Linked DNA regions of Homo sapiens: region 2 is linked to region 1. A link is an interaction called in ENCODE POLR2A ChIA-PET data of the cell type or tissue named here. Cell type or tissue: PC-9. All regions are shown on one strand.

What was found. Peaks named below come from ENCODE experiments on the same cell type or tissue, not always from the same donor. Only the 100,000 strongest peaks of a DNase experiment are listed, where the experiment ranks them.
Region 2: POLR2A ChIA-PET joins it to region 1 with 7 read pairs; 3 of 35 experiments call an interaction of 5 or more read pairs at or near these places.

What each region holds. Positions count from the first base shown.
Region 1 is chr1:12,249,280-12,253,279 of GRCh38, reverse strand. VPS13D (vacuolar protein sorting 13 homolog D) reads right to left here. Exons shown (of 70, transcript NM_015378.4): 6 at 3,941-4,000. Among named protein-coding and RNA genes, the nearest start is that of VPS13D, 21 kb to the right of the region's middle. RefSeq lists an enhancer at 2,821-3,812. In PC-9, no CTCF peak of the experiment used is centred here; no DNase peak of the experiment used is centred here.
Region 2 is chr1:12,611,046-12,615,045 of GRCh38, reverse strand. All of the region lies in intron 1 of DHRS3 (dehydrogenase/reductase 3), which reads left to right. Among named protein-coding and RNA genes, the nearest start is that of DHRS3, 5.2 kb to the left of the region's middle. In PC-9, no CTCF peak of the experiment used is centred here; no DNase peak of the experiment used is centred here; H3K4me3 peaks cover 1,933 bases; H3K27ac peaks cover 757 bases.

The DNA of each region.
Region 1 (4,000 bases):
GTATAACCTACCCATATATCCTCCCTGTACACTTTAAATCATCTCTAGATTACTTATAATAACTAATACAACATAAATGCTATGTAAATCATTGTTATACAGAATTTTTTTTTTTTTTTTTGAGATGGAGTTTCGATCTTGTTGCCCAGGCTGGAGTACAACGGCACGATCTCGGCTCACCGCAACCCCCACCTCCCAGGTTCAAGTGATTCTCCTGCCTCAGCCTCCCGAATAGCTGGGATTACAGGCATGCATCACCATGCCCGGCTAACTTTGTATTTTTAGTAGAGACAGGGTTTTTCCATGTTGGCCAGGCTGGTCTTGAACTCCTGACCTCAGGTGATCCACCCGTCTCGGCCTCCCAAAGTGCTGGGATTACAGGCATGAGCCACCACGCCCAGTCCTGAATTTTTTTTTATATTATTTTTTGTTGTTATATTTTTCTTTTTATTGTTTGTTTTTTAGGGGGAGGGGGAATATTTTCTTCTCTTGTTTTTTTTTTTTTTTGGAGACAGAATCTCACTCTGTCACCCAGGCTGGAGTGCAGTGGCATGATCTCAGCTCACTGCAACCTTCACTTCCCAGGTTCAAGCGATTCTCCTGCCTCAGCCTCCCAAGTAGCTGGGACTACAGGTATATGCCACCATGCCTGGCTAATTTTTTTATTTTTAATAGAGATGGGGTTTCATCATGTTTCCCAGACTGGTCTTGAACTCCTGAACTCAGGCGATCTGCCCGCCTCGGCCTCCCAAAGTGCTGGGATTACAGGCGTGAGCCACTGCACCCAGCCAGTGGGGGAGTATTTTCCGATCCTCTGTTGGTGGAATCCATGGATATGGAACCTGAGGATATGGAAGGGTGACCGTACAAAAGGCCTGATATCTTCAGGGAACAGTGAGTCTGTCTGTACAACTGGAACACTGGATGTGTGCGGTGGGGGCAGTATTGGTACATGTGGATGAATACATATTTGGGATGAGGAGTTAGCTAAGAGTTGAGAAAAGTAGCTTGGAATGTTACTAGATACACTAGGTTGAATAGTGTCTTCCCTTCCCAAAACAAAGTCATAACCACACAGAAGCGTGTATGTAACCTTATTCGAAAATTAGGTCTTTGCAGATGTAATCAAATTAAGAGGTCATACTGGTTTAGTGGAGGCCCTAATCTAACGAGTATTGTCCTTACAAGAAGAAAAAGGACACAAGGAGAAGGCCACATGAAGACGGAGGCAGAGGCTGCGTGAAGCACCTGCAAGCTGAGCAATCTCAATGACCGTCAGCAGCCACTAGACAAGGAGAGACGCATGGGACGGTTTCTCCCTCAGAGCCTCCAGAAGGGACTGATCAGCCACAACCCCTTGACTTCAGACCTCTCGTCTAGAGAATAAATTTATGTTGCTTTAAGCCATCTGGTTTGTGGCAATGTGTTAGGGCTGCCCTGGTTATCAAATCCATTAGGAAAGGAAGTTTATGCCATGCTAAGGTGTTTGGACTTCAGGCCTTAGGTGATGCGGAGCTGCTGAACGTTTTGATGCAGGCAGATACCACAATCAGGTATGTTTCAGAAAAAGAAGTCTGGTGACAGTGTAAAGTAGGGCTTTCCCTTCAGTGTGCCAGGAAAAAAAAAGTTATGAGTGTCTCAAGTATGAGCCAGTGTATGGGATCAAGTTACATCTTAGAAACGTGGTTACTCTCAGCTGGCCGCTTCCAGCCCCAAGCAGCCACAGCCATTTGCCCCGGTGTACTGTACAAATACTATCTTTTTACTGTGTGGGTCCTGACATGGAAAACACTGGAAAGCATTGGTATAGGACAAATGGAAAGATCCTGGAGATCACAGAACAGGGAATTTCATTAGTCCAGGTAAAACCTGACAGCATCCTGCAAGGTGACGGTCATATGAGGATGGACAGGAAGAGCTATGTTTGAGATGCTTTGTCAGAAAAAGTAGCACGACACTGTGAATAACTAGATATGGAAACTGAAGCATAAGAAGTGAAAGGAGGAGCACACAGCTTCTAGAGATCAGTGTGGCAGGCAGGAGCACAGGGTGAGGAGCAGGGATGGCACGCTCTTCCATAAAGGGCCACAGAGTCAACAGCTTAGGCTCTGCAGGCCATGCAGTCTCTGCTGCAACTACACTACTCCACCGTGGACAACACTAATGAGCATGGCAGAGTCAACAGCTTAGGCTCTGCAGGCCATGCAGTCTCTGCTGCAACTACACTACTCCACCGTGGACAACACTAATGAGCATGGCAGAGTCAACAGCTTAGGCTCTGCAGGCCATGCAGTCTCTGCTGCAACTACACTACTCCACCGTGGACAACACTAATGAGCATGGCAGAGTCAACAGCTTAGGCTCTGCAGGCCATGCAGTCTCTGCTGCAACTACACTACTCCACCGTGGACAACACTAATGAGCATGGCTGGGATCTAATAAACCTTTATTTACAAAAACAGATGGGGAACCAGACTCGGCCACCGGCCAGTGTGCCAAGCCCTAACTTAGAGCTGGTCCACCCAGGTTCAAGACCTGGCTCCACTTTTCACTCCGCCTCTCGTGCCGTAGTGTCCTCAGTAGGGTTATTAGGATAACAGCAGTGGTGAAAATCAAGGAGAATTAAATGAGTTAAATCATGGAAAGTGCTAAGAACAGTGCCTGCCATATAAAAGGGCTCAAAACTGTTATTGTTGGTTTTTACATTCAGTAACGTTAGGGAATAAAGAAAAATACGTCATTTAGGGGACAAAATGGGCAGATGGAATACACAGGATCATTCTAGTTATGACAAGCTGTGGCATACATGAAATATATTTGGTCTTTTTCCCTGGTTCCTGGCACAGAATTCCTAAAACCCTTGGAAGTTCCTGACAGGAGTGTCATTGTTGTTCATAAAAAGCCTCATGATCACACCCCAGTATATGCTAATTAAGTGACTTTTGTTGGGGTCCCTAGACAGGCTCAAGATGGGGCTCATCACAGAAAGATCAAGTAATTAGAGGGTTGGGCCTTTCAGCACCACTCACTGACCTCTGGGTGATGGGGCTGGAGATTAAGCTGCATAAAAACTTTGAACCATGAGATCTGCTGAGCTTCCAGGTTGCTGAACACTGGAGGGGGGTGTGGCCCTCTTTATCTAGATATTCACCTGTATCCTCATAACACCGTTTATTATAAACCAGCAAATGTAAGTAAAGTGTTTCCCTGAGTTCTGTGAGCCATCCTAGCAAATTACCAAACCTGAGGAGGGGAACTGTGGGAACTCCAACTTCTAGTCAGAAGCACCGGTCACAACCTGGGCCTTGTGACTGGCATCTGAAGTGGGAGGCGGTCCTATGGGACTAAGCCCTTACCCAGCGGGGTCTGCAGTAACCCATTAGTGTCAGAATTGACTTGAACTATAGGACACTGAGTTGATATGTGGAGAACTGCTTGGCGTGTGGGGGAAAATCCTCACACGTCTGGTGTCAAAAGTGTTGTTTTTTGTGTAGAGTGTGAAGAAACAGAGTGTGTTTTGAGACAAGCAGTAGTTTTAAGAAAACCACGAATATGAAGGTCAAAGGGTGGAGAATGGAGTTCAAGATGTGGAAGCCATCATCAAATATTCCCAGGTGGTAGCTACAACTATGAAACACAGTGAGTTTACCCAGGGAGTGTACATAACACGAGAAAAAAATCAAAAATAAAATCCTTTCTGCCCCTCAGTTTCTTCATGTATAAAATGAAAGTGATATAACCAAAGGTCAGAGAAAATTACCTGTTTCCCTATTTCAGCAAATTTGATTTGTTGCAAATACACAAGAGACACCCATGCCTATCACAGAAGGCAATGGAAAAGAATGTGATTCATTTACATAACACAAAATGGCAAAAGGCAGAGCCCCAGATTCCTAGAGCATGGCTTTCTTCCTGCTTTGTCATCACATTTCATACTCACAGGCTCATTCACAGCATTTTGCATGGACACATTCTTAATGCAGATGCCAAAAGCAAAAGG
Region 2 (4,000 bases), 360 kb before region 1:
TTTTGAGGCCTAGTGGGGTTGGGAACAAAGGGTCAAGTGTCGAGGGAGTGGGGAAATTATGGGTTGGGGACAGGTGTGAACAGTGGGCTTGGGGGTGGCCCAAGAGTACTAGACCAGAGAGGTCCAGTGCCACCCGCAGCCTGCAGTGATACTAGACAGGGGGCGGCTGTGTGGAACCACAGATGACATCCCTTCTCCTCTTGATGGAAGTGGAGGCTGCATCTGAGAGCTTCCCAGCCTAGATTCTGGTGGCTGCATCTGAGAGCTTCCCAGCCTAGATTCTGGTGGGACTGGATCTGGGAGGGGGAAGACCCCAAAAAGCAAAAAAAAAAAAAAAAAAAAAGTGTACCAGAGTCTCTGCAAAGAGCTGACGTGTCCAGGAGTTATCTGTTTATTTGGGAAGGAGGGAGAGAGTTGACAACCCAGTTTCCCATAATGACCTTGAGTTAAATAGGATTTGGCAATATTTGTGGGTGGTGGTGAGCCTTAGGGTGCAAAGGTGGCCCAAATAAGCGAGGGTTTTTTTTTTTTTAAAGGCACACTAAGGCTGTAAGAATTTGAAAGCTCCGGACACATCTCTCCTTACCCACAGTGCACTGTGGCAAACTGAGGCAGGGCCAGTCATGGTTAGGGTTTCTAGGCGTAAAGGTCTTGCTTTTTAATTTTCTTTGCCCTCCTAGAATTCCTTCCACAAAAGCATTCACAAACCTTAAACTTATTCCCCTTCCCTCCAAGGGAACTAACTTCTGGCTAGTGGTCAGCCCCGGCTCCAGTCTTTGAGTTTGACATGGTGTTAGCAGGAGCCCCTGAGAGGAGAAGTGGACCGTTCATTTAGAAGTATTTGTAGGGACCATCCCCGCCTTTGGTCTGGTATCCAGCAAGTGGCTGGACGAAAGTCTTGGGCCATGATTGCAAACCTTGGGAGGTGGGGCAACATACGTGGGCCTAATACCACGTCAGGAACTCCAGGACCTTGGCTGGGAGCAGTGGCTCATGCCTGTAATCCCAGCACTTTGGGAGGCTGAGGCAGGCGGATCACTTGAGGTCAGGAGTTCGAGACCAGCCTGGCCAACATGGTGACTCCCCATCTCGACTAAAAATACAAAAAATTATCCAGGCCTGGTGGTAAGCGCCCGTAATCCCAGCTACTCGGGAGGCTGAGGCAGGAGAAGTGCTTGAACCCAGGAGGTAGAGGTTGCAGTGAGCCTAGATCACGCCATTGCACTCCAGCCTGGGCGACAGAGCAAAACTCTGTCTCAAAAACAAACAAACAAACAAAAAAACTCAATTCCCACTTCCGAGAGGTAGTCTGAGGGGAGGTATTTCAGGAAGGTAGTATGGGAACTGGCTTGGAGTTCTGTCTTGCTGTCAGTGAATTTACAGCATGTGGGTAGATAGCCCTGTTCCTACAGCACCCAGCCAGGAACTAGCACTGTGAGTAGATTTATGAACCCCATTCTCCAGCACTTCCATTCAGCAAGTCCTGTGTCCTTCCCATCCCTAGCCCTGGGGCCAGCCCAAGCTTATAAGTCCCTTGACACCATCTCTGAGAGACCTAGCTTAGCAAACCTACCTGGGGTATCTGTTCGGTGTTTGGCACAGCTCTGGGCCTGTAAGAAAATGTAGCAAAGATGAATAAAGACCTAGAGTGTGGCCAGGTGCTTACAGTGAAGGCACAAGTCACCATCTGTATGTGCTTCCTGTGGTTACCATGACCAATTAGGACAAACTTGACGGCTTACTACAACAAAATGTATTCTCTTGTGGTTCTGGAGGCCAGAAGTCTGAAATCAAGGCATCAGCAGGGTTCTGGGTTCCTCTCCACTCAAAAGACTACGGGAAGATCCTTCGTCATCTCTTCCAGCTCCTGGTGGCTCCTGATGCTCCTTGGCTTATGGAAGCATGGCTCCAGTCTCTCCTTTCATCATCCCATGGCCTTCCTTGCTGTGTGTGTCTACGTCCCGTCATCTCCTTTTTTTTTTTTTGAAACAGAGTTTTGCTCTTATTGCCCAGGCTGGAGTGCAATGGCGTGATCTTGGCTCACTGCAACCTCCGCCTCCCAGATTCAAGCGATTCTCCTGTCTCAGCCTTCCGAGTAGCTGGGATTACAGGCGTGCGTGCCACCATGCCCAACTCATTTTGTATTTTTAGTAGAGATGGGGTTTCTCCATGTTGGTCAGGCTGGTCTCGAACTCCCAACCTCAGGTGATCCACCTGCCTCAGCCTCCCGAAGTGCTCGGATTACAGGTGTGAGCCACCGTGCCCACCCCCATCATCTTCTTATAAGGACACTAGTTATTGGATTCAGGGCACACACTAAATCCAATGTGATTGCATCTCAAGATCCTTAACTAGTTATAGCTCCAAAAACTCTCTTTCCAAATGAGGTGACATTCTGAAGTTCTGGATGGGCGTGAAGTTTGGGAGATGCTACACAGTGGAAGCACAGAGGAGCAGTTAATTTATAGCAGGTGCTCATGAAAGGTTTCATGAAGGAAGGAGCATTCGACTGAGCCTTGAAGAAGGTCAAGTGTTTCAACCAGAAGGGGTGTGACAAGGGAAATCTAGGTACAAGAAACCACCTGATCAAAAGCTCTACCTGGCTGGAATTGCGGGAGGGAAGAGGAAAGGGAAGCAAGAAAACATTGTATTGTGGGATAGGGAGGTAAGCAGGGAGTTTACACCTCAGACTCTGAGTCAGGTCAGTACTGGTGAGAATAGAAAAAAAGAGAAAGAGAAGAGAAGGGTCCAGACAGGTCATCTGTGGGTCCCTAGAGTCATCAGGCCAAAACAGCTGCACTAACCAATTTACAGGGAGAGAGCAGTGGCCCATCTCTCCCATCCTCACTCTGTGCAGCCTGAAAGCAGGCAGGTAGGCTACCTGTCCTACCTGTGACATCTGGAAGTGTTTCTGCTTAGAGCATCGGTCACAACTGACCTTACAAATGAGCCTGTCTCATGAATAAACAAACATCTCCTTCTTACTCCCCCAGGCCCTTCCCTTGGGGGAACAAAGGTGTCTACCTCTGGGACCACGCCCCCCTGCAGTCTTGCTCACTTGTGCAGGAGGCCAGAGACTGAGCTTTTATTTATTTATTTATTTATTTATTTTAAAAATAGAGACGGGAGTCTCCCTATGTTGCTTAGGTTAGTCTCGAACTCTTGGGCTCAAGCAATCCTTCCTTCTTGACCTTCCAAAGTGCTGGGATTACAGGTATGAGCTTCCACACCCAGCCAAGACTGGGTTCTTGACCCTGGAAAAGTTACTACCTTCTCCAGGTTGCAGCTGAGAAGCACACCTATAAAATGAGAGGGGTTACAATGATCCCTAAGATCCCGGCACGCTCAAAAATTCTCGTCTTACACATCAGTCAACCCAAGAAAGCAACGGATTGCCAGGCTTCCCTGAATTGCAAGCAGGAGACTTCCAGGTGAAGAAAGCATTTGTCCCCATCACTGATCTCAGCCTTTGCTAGTCATCAGATGCCACCAAATGAAAAAGAAGCAACTCAGAGTTGGAAGATGTGCTGTGCCCCAGCTCCGCAGAGCCCCACACCCATTCAAAACTCCCTCAACAGGTAGCTGTCTGCCATGGATTTATTTCAGCTCTTGCAGAAGACGTTAGTATTTCCAAACTGTCGCTTCTAAAGGAATAAGGGACCCAAATTCCCTGACTAGCATGTCAAACAAAATTTCCTGGTTTTTTTCTTCTAAATTCACCAACTTTTCTATTTGGGCTTTCAGGAATGCCTCCTCCATCTAGCAATACTGACTCTGAGTCAAGTTCATTTTCAGTGCACCCAGCCCTTCTGCTAATTCTCATTTCGACTTCAAGCTCTTCTGAGCTTCCATCTTTTCAGATGAAGCGCACTTGTTTATGGCTGCACAGATCCCTTCCAAGCCCTTCTGATCTCTGTATCTTTGCAGTTACTTTCTCTGGTTCATTTCCATCTTGGTATTTGCCGAGGCCGTCTGCCTTGAGAAAGTGATCTCGGCTGTA